Regions from separate parts of the Homo sapiens genome. Here regions 1 and 3 are each linked to region 2. Evidence: chromatin contacts called from ENCODE Hi-C or POLR2A ChIA-PET data. All regions are on one chromosome and are shown on one strand. The core of a region is the stretch at or near the end of the contact, and the rest is flanking DNA. Distances in the headings are between cores, read along the strand shown. Region 1 has its middle 36 kb from the start of BNIP2. Region 2 has its middle 120 kb from the start of FOXB1. Region 3 overlaps RORA (RAR related orphan receptor A).

Region 1 (4,776 bases), core at 352-2,851, 400 kb before region 2:
GAGTTTCACTCTTGTTGCCCAGGCTAGAGTGTATTGGCGCGATCTCGGCTCACTGCAACCTTCTCCTCCCAGGTTCAAGCAATTCTCTTGCCACCTCAGCCTCCAGAGTAGCTGAGATTACAGGCATGCGCCACCATGCCCAGCTAATTTTTTGTATTTTTAGTAGACAGGGTTTCACCATGTTGGTCAGGCTGTTTTCAAACTCCTGACCTCAGGTGATACACCTGCTTCGGCCTCCCAAAGTGCTGGGATTACAGGGGTATTTGTTTTTTAAAAATGAGCAAAATTATATTTTCAGGAATTTCAGCCAATAGCAATAAGGGTAGGAAGGTCTGTCATGAATTGCAGTCTTACCGAATATGGTTTTCAGTTGCTAAATAGTGAGCTTTTAAGTACTTTATTCACATTCAGGAGATAATTCTCTTTTTTTAGAATAAAATTTGTCTTTGGTTTTTCTCCCCCCATTCCAAAAGTGATATATATTGGTTACGGAATTTGGAGAAAATAGAGTTAAGCAAAAAGGAAATAAAAGTCATCCATGAGAGCTAACTGTTCCCAATGTGTTATAGTATACCTTCCTATTTTCTTCTATGCAAATGTACTTGTAATTTTTTCTCTAAGATGTGATTTAATTAATACAAAATGTTGTGGTTTCATATACACAGTGCCATAGTCTGAATGTGTCCCCTCAAATTCATGTGTTGGAAACTTAATCCCTGATGCAACAGTGTTGGGAGGTGCCTTCTGGGAGGTGCTGAGGTCATGAGGTTTCTGCCTTTGTGTTAGGCTGTTCTTGCATTGCTAAATGTCTGAGCCTAGCTAATTTATAAAGAGAAGAGGTTTAATTGACTCAAAGTTCTGCATGCTGTACAGAAAGCATGGCACCAGCGTCTGCTTAGCTTCTGGGGAGGCCTCAGGGAGATTTAACTCATGGCAGAAGGCAAAGCGGGAGAAGGCACTTCACATGGCCAGAGCAGAAGCAAGGGAGAGGGGAGGTGCCAGATACTTCTCTCTCTCTCTCTTTATTTATATTTTGAGACGGAGTTTCACTCTTGTCACCCAGGCTGGAGTGCAGTGGTGCCATCTCTGCTCACCGCAACCTCCACCTCCCGCGTTCAAGTGATTCTCCTGCCTCAGCCTCCGAAGTAGCTGGAATTACAGGTATCTGTTACCACACCCAGCTAATTTTTGTATTTTTAGTAGAGACAGGGTTTTGCCATGTTGGCCATGCTGGTCTCAAACTCCTGACCTCAGGTGATCCCCCCGCCTCGGATAAGAAAACTGAGACTTGGAAGGGTTGGGTACTTTGCTCAATATTATACACAGAGTATTTGCTCAATATTATACACAGAGTAAGTAGCAGAGCTGGAATTTGAATTTATGCTAACTGGCTCCAAAGTGCATTCTCTTAAGCACTATGTATACTGCTATACAAAAACACAACCCATTCATATTTTATGTGAACTTGAATATGGTAATTTGAAATCACATAATAAACATGTATAAATTGAATCACTCTTTTTTTGAGACAGAGTCTAGCTGTGTCACCCAGGCTGGAGTGCAGTGGCGCAATCTTGGCTCACTGCGACGTCCGCCTCCCGGGTTCAAGCAATTCTCCTGTTTCAGCCTCCCACGTAGCTGGGATTACAGGCACGTGGCACCATGCCCAGCTAAATATTATATTTTTAGTAGAGATGGGGTTTCACCATGTTCGCCAGGCTGGTCTCAAACTCCTGACCTCAGGTGATCCACTTGCTTCGGCTTCCCAAAGTGCTGGGATTACAGGCATGAGCCACCATGCCCAGCCTTGAATCACTCTTTATGCACAAAATTTAAAATGATACAAATGTTTCCAAATGAAAAAAAGTAAAAAATCTCCTAATTTTGAAGTCACCTGGTTGAGTGAATTGTAAACTGTGTGACGCTAATGCCACATGGTGGCGCCACTTCAACGAGGAAATAAATACCAACTACCCTTTATCAGCTCTATGGGAAAACCACAGTCTTTAACTACGCTTGAGAATAACCTTTAAATACAATGTAAGCCCTAAGAAGTTGGCTTCTTACTTACTGTAGCCTGGATCAGACTGTCTGGGTTCACTTCAGATGAAAGATGTTAGCTTCTTATGTTATCCTCACGGTGACTTTGAGTGACATATTAATTTCAAAGTTTACTTTCAAAAAGGCAAGGATTTGGGAGACAAAATGGCTAGGACATTTGGTAATTGAGCAGTAACTGAATACTTTTTACTTCTACCACCACATCTCAACCAGACCTTGCCTGTGAAATACACAGATAAAAATCGTACCACACCTGGTGCCCCCTTTTTGGGGAATGATGCAAATTGTTTCAAATTGGACAGTGGACTCTCCAGGTACTTTTTGTTGCTGTAAGACCCACATTGTTTATTTTATTAATATCTTATCTCAATGTAAATGTACTATATGCATTTTATTACCAGTTAAAGAAGATTGTAATCAATTTTCACGTGATGTATGTGTGTGTATACGTACATTTAATACATCCTTTAAAATATTAGGAATATTGTGGAATGTTATTAAACCAGGGTGGGATATTACTAAAAAAATAAAACTAGCAGACCCTTAGTGAATGTTTTTCCACTTGGAAAGTTTATGGCTATAAAGCTAAGAGTACTACTTGCTAGAGCATGAGAATAACTAAAAAGACTTACCCAAAGCATCGTTTCATCAAGAAATGAAATCTGGACAGTCTTTCTATTGCAAAGGGATCAAAACATATTGAAGTCATAATTTACTGAACTAATAATCATTTTACTATAAGTTCAAGGCAAAAGTGAATTCCTCATAAGAAAATAAGTTTATCTCATATCATTTAAGAACTGTCAGTTTATTCACAGGCCAGTGTTAATATACATGCCAATATACTAGAAATATACACCTAATAAAACTGGAGGTTACAGTAAGTCATTAATTAAGACTGGTGGCTTTGGCAAACCATCTGAATTAACTTTACAGACTCATATCAAAAGTGTTCTCTAATAGTTGGAGCTGAGGCTGGATTCCAGCTTCATCCCTCCTGGACCCCCTGAACTTTTTTTATTTGAAGAGGGCTATCTGCCTATTCCAGACTTTATTTCCCTGGAAACAAAAAAGAATATGCACAAATCACTGTATTTTGGATTTGAATATTATATTTAAAAAATGTATTTAAGGCCGGGCACGGTGGCTCATGCCTGTAATCCCAGCACTTTGGGAGGCCGAGGAGGGTGGATCACCTGAGGTCGGGAGTTCGAGAGCAGCCTGGCCAACATGGAGAAACCCTGTCTCTACTAAAAATGCAAAAATTAGCCAGGCGTGGCGGCTCATTCCTGTAATCCCAGCTACTTGGGTTTCTTTGAAAGGGTAGCTCACAGAATAAAGTAACATTCACTGACCAAAAACTATCTATAAATATCAAAGCATGTATATTAAAATGTCTTCCCTAAAGCCCTAGGCTCTGTTTTGTTGGCACCATTTCATGCACTGTAAATGGAAGGTGAATGCCCATTAAGGAGAATAAAGGAAAAGTGAGTGCTCCTTGTTCTCTTATTTGACCTCCAGCAGGTCAAGGAAGACAGATGATGGGATGGCGCTAAAAAGGCAGCCCCATTATTGAGAGATGAGAGAGCAGCAGCATTTACAGAGGAATTACCGTGAGCACATATGGGGACCAGTGCCCAGGAGAAGAAACTTGGCAGAATGATTCTGAACACAAACACTGAAGCCAAACTGCTTGGGGTTCTATCCTGCCCCTACCACTGTATGATCTCAGACACATTACTTAACCTCTCTGTGTCTCAGTTCCCTTGCCTGTAAAATGGGGAGAACCTACCTCAGAGGGCTGTTGTGAGGATTCAATGCATCAATGTGTGGAAAGCACTTAGAACAGTATTTGGCACAATTTACTCATTGAAAAAAAAATAGGTTTTACCATAGTGTTCTTCAGTTCCCTTAATGGCTACAGTGAAGTCTACATCCTGACTCTACATCTGTAAAGTTACCTTTGAAAACTGCAAGTGAATGCTTGTCAACCTCCTGCATGCAGGATCATGTTGAAACTCTTTGGCCAAGTACAGAGAACTTTTACAACTTCTTCCTTCTGCCTTCCCAGTTCTTGAACCCTAACTCCACAGCCCCCACATTCCAGACACACAAAACGATTTACTCTTCCCCAAATCCGGCAGGTTCCATGCCTCCAAACTTTGCTTATGCCGGTCCTTCTTCCTGAAATATCCTTTCCTCCTTGTCTAGCTAGTGAAACCCATCTAGGCCTAGTTCAAATGCTGCATCCTCTAAAAGGCCTCCTGAACCACTCCTCTGCCTGTCTGCCTGTCCCTCCTCCCATAGCATCACCCCATACTGAGGAATAAATCATTGTCACTTCTGTACTCTCATAGAAACTTAAATGTCATTATACTACATATAGCTCTAGATTACAAATGTCTAGAGGTCATCTGTTTCCCCAAACATCTGGTAAATAACTATTTGTGGCATGCAAGTTGTTTATAATGTTTTAGTACACAGGATCACTTTCAGTGCAGCCTCATCTTCTGCCTTTAACTATTCCCACCCCAGGTTCTGATCTCCTGAAGAGACCTAGGTTTTCTAATTAAGTCTTTATCTGGGATCACATTAATTTGCCCAGACACCATGGCCAGAGCAGCCCAAGCCACTCCTTCCTGATAATTAGGAGCGGGTGGTACTGGAGCTGAGACTGGATTCCAGCTTCAACCCTCCTGGACCCACTGGACTTTT
Region 2 (4,487 bases), core at 1,630-4,129:
TGGGTGGTTCCTAGTTGGATCCTGGTTTGAATAAGCCCAGCTGAGAAACTGAACAGGAACTGGCTATAAGATAACATTAACACATCTCTGAGAATGCTGTCAGGTGAGACGTGGGTATTGTGGTTACACAGGAAGCAGTCAGTTATTGTTTTCTGGAAACGTATACTAAAATTTTTAGAGGGAAAAGTCATGATATTGGCAATTTTCTTTAAAACATTGCAACATAAAGAACTTGGTGAACCATTTCCAGTAACATGTTAGTAACTATCAAATCTAGGAAATGGAGACACGAGCACTGATTAGGTTTCTCTTTGTTCTATGTGAAATGTTCATAATGAGATGGGTGGGTAGGCAGGTAGATGGATAGATAGACACCCAGCTACCCAGCCAGAAAAATTCTGGAATTCTTTCATGTCTCAATGAAATTATCAATTTTGCCTTAGTAGGATGGGAATGATATTAAAAATTTTTTCTCAAACAGCTATTTTCTAAGAATGTTAACTTTAACATTGACTTAATTCTTATTAAGAGAAACAACTTTATTCTTCAACATCTTCAAGTCACATGCATTTACACAGCACGTGTTGTATTGAATAAAGAGCTTAGAAACGACCAAAGTGCCCCAAAACATTTGGAATGTGTTTCTCAAACAGTGTGCAGGAAATGCTATTCCTCACAATGTTTCATTAAGATAAACTAGGGGGAGAGGGTGCCAAGGCCGATTGAGTTTAGTAAATCCCCTGCTAGAGCAGTCTGTAGCTCTGTGCTGATGAAAAATCTCAGAAGACAGAAATGGGGAAGTGTGGATGCTGGGGAGGGAGATGAAGAGAGGTTGGTTGGTAATCCCAGAACTACGGGAGGCCGAGCTGTGTGGATCATTTGAGGTCAGGAGTTTGAGACCAGCCTGACCAACATAGTGAAACCCTGTCTCTCCTAAAAAATACAAAAATTAGCCAGGCGTGGTGGCGTGTGCCTGTAGTCCCAACTACTCAGGGAGCTGAGGTAGGAGAATCGCTTGAACACGGGAGGTGGAGGATGCAGTGAACTGAGATCACGGCACTGCCCGCCAGCCTGGGTGACAGAGTGAGACTCTGTCTCAAAAAAAAAAGAGAGACAGAGAGAGGTTGGTTATAGGTACAAAATAGTTAGAAGAAATAAGCTTTAATGTTTGATAGCAGACTAGGGTGACTACACTTAGCAAGAATATTAGGTACATTTCAAAGTAACTAGATGAGAGAACTTGAAATGATACCAACACAAAAATAATGATAAACACTGAGGGTGATGGATAACCCAGATATCCTGGCTTGATCATTACACATTCTATGCATGTAACAAACACATGTACCCCACACACATGTAAAATATTATGTATCAATAAAAGAGAAAACAACACATTCTAAACAATCTAGGAGAAGCTGACAGCCCTCAGTTACAGCATTTTGCACCGCATTTGAGTAGTAATTCTAAGAAGGTGCCACAGAGAGGGCTAGCAGCATGGCTTCTGGTTAACGCTGCACTGACCCAGAAGAATCCAGCTATTGGACTACTTGAGAGATGGAGAGAGACAGCTCTTCTTGCCTTCCTGCCTAGTTTACCCTGTGCACACCTCCAAATTTGCTCACAGAAGGGGAAGCATCTGCTGTGTGGTTGCAGCCATCGCACCCAACCTGCTTAGTGCAGGGTACTCCCTAAATTGTAAGATGTGATCACACATTTGAACATGAGAAAGCATTAAGGGGTTATTGGTTTACAGTTGCATGTGCTTAAGGAACTAAGTTGTACATGAAAAACACAAAAACGAAAGCAGGGAGTAGATTGTAGAATGAGCCCTGTGTGTGAAATTGGCAGACCTGTCAGTCCCAGGTTTGCCTCCAGCTGGCTACCCATTATTAACACAGGACCTAGCCTTCTAGGGCTGTGTGACCTCATCTATTGAATGTCTGTCTGTCTGTCTGTCTGTCTATCTATCTATCTATCTATCTATCTATCTATCCACCTACCTACCTATCAATCTATCTATCTATCTGTCTATCTATCTATCTATCTATCTATCTATCTATCCATCTGTCCGTCTGTCGGTCCATCCATCCATCCATCCGTCCATCCATCCGTCCGTCTATCCATCCATCCATCCATCCATCCATCCATCCATCCAGCCATCCTCTCATTCCATGAATAGTTTTTTTTGAGTGCCCAGTATGTGCCAAGTACTACACTAGGCAGTAGGCAGGCATGTCTGCCTCCAGAAGATGACAGATTTCCTAAAGCAGTGTACATTACTTCTGGATTATCTTTGTCAGGCTCCACTTCCCCTTTACCTTTTTTTTTTTTTTTTTTTGCACAAGTAATTGTGAGTAACTATAGGCACTTTTGAGAAGGGTGGCTTTCAGCTAAACCTAAAAGAAACTTCTGGGTAAATATAAATGATCAGCATAAAAACAACATAGTCGTTCTCTTGGGATTTTAAAACTGACATGGTGACAAATTGTTGATGGAGGATGGACAGCTTCCAGGGCAGAGAAAGTGAACTGGTGGCCCTGGCCAGGCCAGCCCAGCCCACAGCTGTGCTCAGTTAGGCTTGCCTGGTGTACCCACACAGCTGTTTTTCTCCTAACAGAGATTTGTTTCTCTAGACCACCGACTTTATCAAAAGTGGGAAAATCAGAATAGGATTAAGAACAAGAGATCTTTTCCAAAAAATTGTATTGACCATGCAGTGGGCTCTACCCTTTTTTGTTTTCTGTGTTTGTGTGTGTGTGTGTGTGTGTGTGTGTGTGTGTGTGTGTGTGCGCGCGCGCGCGCGCACGTTTGTTTTTGTATACCCCATCTGACCACAACAGCTGTTGGGTTTGTGGCACTTCACTCCAGACTAAAAGATAAGTTTGTCTGTACCTGGCCTCTCAAAAACGTCATTTGGAAAGTTGTTTCCTAATATGAGGGGTTGGGGGAAGGGAGCAGCGGAAGACGAGGAGAGGGTGCCCCCTTTCTGTAACTTCCCAGCTACAGCAGAGACAGACAAATCTCACACTGTAAGCCGAGACAGGCTGGGGATTATCTGGCTCACTCCTGATTTAATACATGAAGAAATGAAGCCTCAGAGAAGCCCAGAGCTTGCCCTAAGCCAGACAGCTGAACCGAAACAGGACCAACCCGCTCTCCTGACTCTGCCCTATGGTTTTTTCCCTCTCCTTTAAGATGCCTCAACCTCGAGTGAAAGTGAAACTGCAACTTCTATTAAATCATGCTTTTTAATCATCTCTGAGCACCACGACTTTTTACACGGTTTCCCCTCCTAGGTAATTATCTAAGTGAAATCTTTCATTCTGTCCTGGCATGAGGAGCCCAGAAAAATGAGCCCCCAAGAGTTGGCTCACTGGCAGCATGCCCTGCAAAGCTTCTCTGGTTTGCTAAGAAGCACTTCAGAGCCCCAAACTCATCTTTCTCATGTCACAAAAGAGTGACTGCTCCTGCAGGAATGTCACAAGTACAAAACAAAGGAACTCGGGATCATCAGTAGAGTTCAGTGTTAAGAACATGAACTTGGAACCAAACTGGAGTTGGGAAAAACTTTTCTTTGGCCCGGTTTCCTCTTCTTAACACCAAATAAACGATAGTACCTATTTCATACTGTTGTTGTTAAGTGAGATAATAAATAAGAAAATGCCCAAGGTAAGTGCCAAAAAGATGTCAGTTACTATAGTTATAAATAGGTAAACAAATGTATTATTCACTTGGACTGCTCTTAGTTCTTTTTGTTTTGGAAAGACCAGAGAATCATAATTCCCTTTCACAAGTTGTTTAGATATTGAAGTCCTAACAGAAATTTTGGATAAAGATTATTAAGAAAGCAGAAAATTTCCCAACACAAATCTTTTTTCTTTTCTTTTTTAAAATCTTACAGACAGCTTCAAGTAAAGTTCAATCCTAGTTAGTCACCTCTGAGGGGCTGTTACTCTGCTCTCCCTGTAGCATGTCATACTGGATGTGCTTATCAATGTTGCATTCTTTTTCTGCTTTCATCAGCCAACGTGGGGCACTGTGTGAAAAATGTAGCAATCACCTCTGTCCCCAACAGGTATACTAATTGTATCATTTCCATAACAAACTCATCCTTCACCCGCGTGAGTCCTTGGAATTTGTGGATAGTCCCTTCCATAGCCAGCTCTCCTCTCTGAGGGGTCTTTGTCTGGAAGGTTAAAGCCTAATGGTCCCAGAATATTGAGGGGGTGCCCAGGATAGGGGAGGACCGGATGACTTTGGAAGCATTTCGTGGTAGAACCAGGAAGTACAACCACCTAATTTAAGCATGTTTACAGCACAGTAGCATTGCAAACCACCTTAGAAATATGAACAGGAGAAACACCTGCAGCTCACAGAGGTAAGCCCTACGCTTAATTCCAGCATATGACTACCTCTGTCACTAAGAGTTGGGATTCGTCTTCATTAAACTACAAATGTATCTTTTTTGGTAAAATGATTTTTTT
Region 3 (4,375 bases), core at 1,078-3,577, 390 kb after region 2:
CCCTTACGCTTCTCGCCATGATTCCCCTGCCCTGGTCACCCTAGGGCTAGGTACAAGACAATTAGGGACAGCCCCTACCTCCTAGCGCCGTCTGTAATGATTCAGACTAGCTACTTATCCTAATCCTGCTCATCCTGCTGCACCTTCCTTCCTGTGGAAAACACCATGGAGGCTCTTGGCAGTGTTTCCCCACATCCCTCTCCCCTTCACTGACCCTGGCGCTTCCCCATGTGTCCCCTGTATGGTGTGGCATGGGCCCTGTCTCTAGGGATTTGTGAGTCCAGCACTCCCTCCTTAATCGTCGTTTTGCTTTCCTCGTTTCAGTTACTTGCGTCAACTGCAGTAAAAGAATATTAAGATATTTTGAGAGAGAGAAGGGAAGCAAAGAGAGACCACATTCACATAACTTTTATTACAGTATATTTTAATAATTGTTCTGTATTATTATTATTGTTGTTAATCTCTCATTGTGCCTAATTTATAAGTTCAACTTTATCACAGGTCTGGATGTATGGGAGAAAACAGTATCTAAAAGGTTCGCAGTTTCAGGCATCCCCATGAGGCTAAGGGGGGACTACTGTGTAACAAACTTCTTCCTTCATGACAGTCATTTCCAGATCTGTGTGTCTTATGGTACCTGATTAAAACAAATCCCAAATACCATTAAAACAGCACTGACTTCATACTAGGCACTCTATGCTTTATGTGGATTGTGTCATTCACTTGTGACAAGGGCAATATTGGGCAAATCCTATCATTCCCCTGGTTTTAAGGCTGAAAAAACAGAGGCTTAGAGAGGTGTAGTGACTTGCTCAGAGTCCTCGCTGTAGCATGGGGTAAAGCCAGGATATGACTTCACATAGTTTAACTCCAGAACTTACACTGTCATCTTGTTTTGTTTTTCTGCTTCTCTTGTGTGTCAAAAGAATTCCTCCTTAGTTGTTCTCATATGGGGCAACCATTAAATTAGGCAGTGTAAAAAACAAGTTATGCAGAATAAAGTAGCAAGAGCAATCTACTCTGAAATTAGTGTTTTCCCTCACTTTAGCACCTTTAGCTGACCCAGCTTCCTACCGCCCAGACATTTTACAAAAATCTCTCTCTGGAGTTGCCTCCTGATCTGGATTAGGAGTCACATAAGAAAATCAGTCTCATGAGTCCATCATTTTTCCTCATTTCTGACCAGAAGTATTCTGCCCCATTTGCTTCACCTTATTTCTAAATCACTCTAGCTCATTTAAACAAACAAACAAACAAACAAACAAACAATGAAACTTACTGCAAGGGCACAGAATAACTATCATTAAAGATGTCTGTGTAATTATGCCATAAGTTGCAAGGCAAACTCATGAAGCATTCCGTATGTTCTTTGAGCAGTGGCACTGTGGCTCGAACCAATGTCCAGCTTCCACACTATCTGCTTGGAAGAGGATTACCCTTATTTGGAAGTCTCAGTTTTGAGGATTTGGGGAAAGCAGGCACGCAAGCAGACACACCTTATTCTCTACAGCATCATTTATACCTCAACTAAGTCAGCTGAACAAATGCCTGCTGAAAAGTTCTGGGAGTGGCATAGCTAAGAACCAGAAAGGCGATCTTTCTTTTGGATTAAGTCAACAGAGTCATACCCACAAGGAGAACTATCAAATATCAGATGCGAGAGGTGAAGTGGGGTTATAAGGTGAGAGCTGAGAAGGGAGAAACAGGGTGAGTAAACCTCCATGACTCAGACGAATACTGAACTTTGCATTTCAGGAAGAATGAGGGTTTGGGTTGCTTCTTTTTCTTTTTAAAAACCTCTTCTTTTCAGTATTCCTTGGGGGGCGGGGTTCTCAGAGGATTAAGGGTTTGGAAAATTAAACAGATAAGATACTAAGAGTTAAATAACACATAAGAGGAAGAAGGATTAGAAAGAGGAAGAAGAAAAGTAGAAAGTGTGGTAGGTACCTTCCTACCTCAAGGTAGAAGTAGTGTGTTTCTAAGTACAGAGATAGATTTTGTCTGATTGGGGAGAAATCCTGCAAAAGGATTAGGAAGTGAGTGAGCTGAGAGATGAATTCCAGGGATTGGAGGTCATACAGAGAGCAGGGGAAGCACAAAACTAGGGCATGGAGTTTTGGGTGGAACTGAGGAGGCGTAAAAAAAAAGTGCTGAAGTTGTGAGCTGGGAAAGGTATCAAGTACATAATTTGGCAATTTTGTTATTTCTAAAAGATAAGCTAACAAATTACTTGGCTGTCATAAAAGTTCACTTTTTATGGATGTTAAAATACATGGAGATGTTCATTTACAAACATGGTGAGCTTGAGCCAGAGAGCCACCATGATACATTTCAGGTAGTATACGTTTAGTGTGACTGTGGCGCACTACCACCACCTAGTGGCAGCAGATTACCATGCAGCTATTGCAAATAGAAAATTAGAATAAAACAAACAGGCCTTTGGTGCTGAAAGACTTTGAGAGATTATCAGGTACAGCAGTTGACATATAGGTGATGCATCAGAAACACCCACAGAGCTTTTAAAAGATACACCTTAGATATATCAAACCAGAACTATATATCAAACCAGAAACTTTTGGCGATGTCGTCCAGGCATACATAGTAGTTTGAACAATGAGAAATTCCCATTTTTATAAGTCAAAAAAGAAAAAAATTGTCATTTTTTTTTTTTTGAGACGGAGTCTTGGTCCGTCACCAGGCTGGAGTGCAGTGGCATTACCTCGGGTCACTGCAACCTCTGCCTCCTGGGTTCAAGTGATTCTCCTGCCTCAGCCTCCCGAGTAGCTGGGACTACAGGCGTGCACCACCACACCGAGCTAATTTTTGTATTTTTAGTAGAGACAGGGTTTCACCATGTTGGCTAGCATGGTCTAGATCTCTTGACCCCGTGATTCGCCTGCCTCGGCCTCCCAAAGTGCTCGGATTTACAGGCGTGAGCCACCGTACCTGGCCACAATTGTCATTTTTATAGTAAATATTTTTTAAAAGCTCCCCGAAGACTTTGACTTCCTTTTGTTAAGAACCAGAGATTGATTCGAGTTTTCTGATTTGCCAAAAACAAAAATGAAGTTTAGAATGTTAAATGACTTGTCCAAGGTCCCATGGCTGGGACTCAATCTCTTGTCCTGATTTTAAGTCCAGTGCCCTCTTACTTATATGTATCTTCTTCATTGTGGGACAAACAAAACAATGTCACACATTCTCGATTTCCTGACACAGAGTCCCTACATATCCACCTTTTGTTTCAATTCCTACTGTCTCAAAGACATCTCTCCAGTGTTCCTCCCTTATTTCACCTAGCTTTTCAAAACGCCTTGTGCTTTTATTTCTGATACGTGTCTTACCTTCTCTGGAAATTCTATTCCCTAATACTTTTTCTTTAAAAAAAATGACTGTATACTATGAATTTTTCACTGATCCCATTAGATGGGCGCTTGGCAAACTGGGACAGAGGCCATGGTGTTTAGGAGAAGGCTCATACCAGGTTGCAAGAGCTGAGTGCTAAAATGTCAGGAATTTTGTTATTAAGGCTAGTTATTAAATCTGTTATTACACATTAACTGATGCATTCCTGACATAAAAAATTAACTACTTTTTAATGATTATTTTACTGTTATCAATGTTCTTCAGGTTGTCTACATCAATTATCCTTATATCTGAAGGTGGAAATACTATACCATGCTGTGCATCCCTTCCCTACTCTGTATTCTGTGAAAGAGCGGGTCGGGTGGCTTGAAAATGGCCATTGGTGGGATTATTTACACCACAGAAATTGGCAAATGTTACAGATCAGGGTTTGATTTATTATTTTGCTTTATTGTCTAGATTTAAAAAGTGATGGCCCAATGCAGTGGCTCATGCCTGTAATCCCAATACTTTGAGAGGCTGAGGCAGGAAGGTGATGGCCCAATGCAGTGGCTCATGCCTGTAATCCCAATACTTTGAGAGGCTGAGGCAGGAGGATCACTTGAGGCCAGGTGTTCGAGACCAGCCTGGGCAACATAGACCCTGTCTCTACAGGAAATAAAACAATTAGCCAGGTGTAGTGGCATGTGCTTGTAGTCCCAGCTACTTGGGAAGGTGAGGTGGGAAGATTGTTGGAGCCAGGAGTTTGAGGGTGCAGTGAGCTATGATTGTACCACTGCATTCCAGCCTGGACAACAGAGTGAGACCCTGTGTCTTAAAAAAAAAAAAAAAAAAAGACCAGGTGTGGTGGCTCACACCTGTAATCCCAGCGCTTTGGGAGGCCGAGGTGGGCAGATCACGAGGTCAGGAGTTCGAGACCAGCCTGACCAACATGGTGAAACCCTGTCTCTACTAAAAACACAAAAATTAGCCAAGCTTGGTGACAGGTGCCTGTAATCCTAGCTACCCA

Evidence for each region. Hi-C counts contacts between places; a loop is a spot of excess contacts on that map. ChIA-PET counts read pairs that join two places held with the same protein, here RNA polymerase II (POLR2A). Pooled maps may share reads with other maps.
Region 1: a loop to region 2 is called in a map of PC-9, with 16 times the contacts of the local background. The contact joins two enhancer-like sites. A Hi-C loop is called at or near these places in 7 of 168 maps with a recorded cell type or tissue (CD8-positive, alpha-beta T cell, GM12878, PC-3 and 4 more), 2 of 37 single-sample maps with no recorded cell type and 14 of 50 pooled maps. POLR2A ChIA-PET finds 5 or more read pairs at or near these places in 1 of 52 experiments (BJ).
Region 3: a loop to region 2 is called in a pooled map, with 4 times the contacts of the local background. The contact joins two enhancer-like sites. A Hi-C loop is called at or near these places in 1 of 37 single-sample maps with no recorded cell type and 6 of 50 pooled maps. POLR2A ChIA-PET finds 5 or more read pairs at or near these places in 1 of 52 experiments (activated CD4-positive, alpha-beta T cell).

The regions. Positions count from the first base shown.
Region 1 is chr15:59,723,155-59,727,930 of GRCh38, forward strand. No RefSeq gene overlaps it. Among named protein-coding and RNA genes, the nearest start is that of BNIP2, 36 kb to the left of the region's middle. Within about 2 kb of position 1,602, at least 3 of the 41 ENCODE cell types and tissues checked have a DNase peak (open chromatin) inside an H3K27ac peak, as active enhancers do.
Region 2 is chr15:60,124,757-60,129,243 of GRCh38, forward strand. No RefSeq gene overlaps it. Among named protein-coding and RNA genes, the nearest start is that of FOXB1, 120 kb to the left of the region's middle. RefSeq lists enhancers at 3,123-3,312, 3,876-4,377. Within about 2 kb of position 2,880, at least 30 of the 41 ENCODE cell types and tissues checked have a DNase peak (open chromatin) inside an H3K27ac peak, as active enhancers do.
Region 3 is chr15:60,518,589-60,522,963 of GRCh38, forward strand. All of the region lies in intron 3 of RORA (RAR related orphan receptor A), which reads right to left. All of the region lies in intron 3 of RORA-AS1 (RORA antisense RNA 1), which reads left to right. Among named protein-coding and RNA genes, the nearest start is that of RORA-AS1, 42 kb to the left of the region's middle. Within about 2 kb of position 2,328, at least 5 of the 41 ENCODE cell types and tissues checked have a DNase peak (open chromatin) inside an H3K27ac peak, as active enhancers do.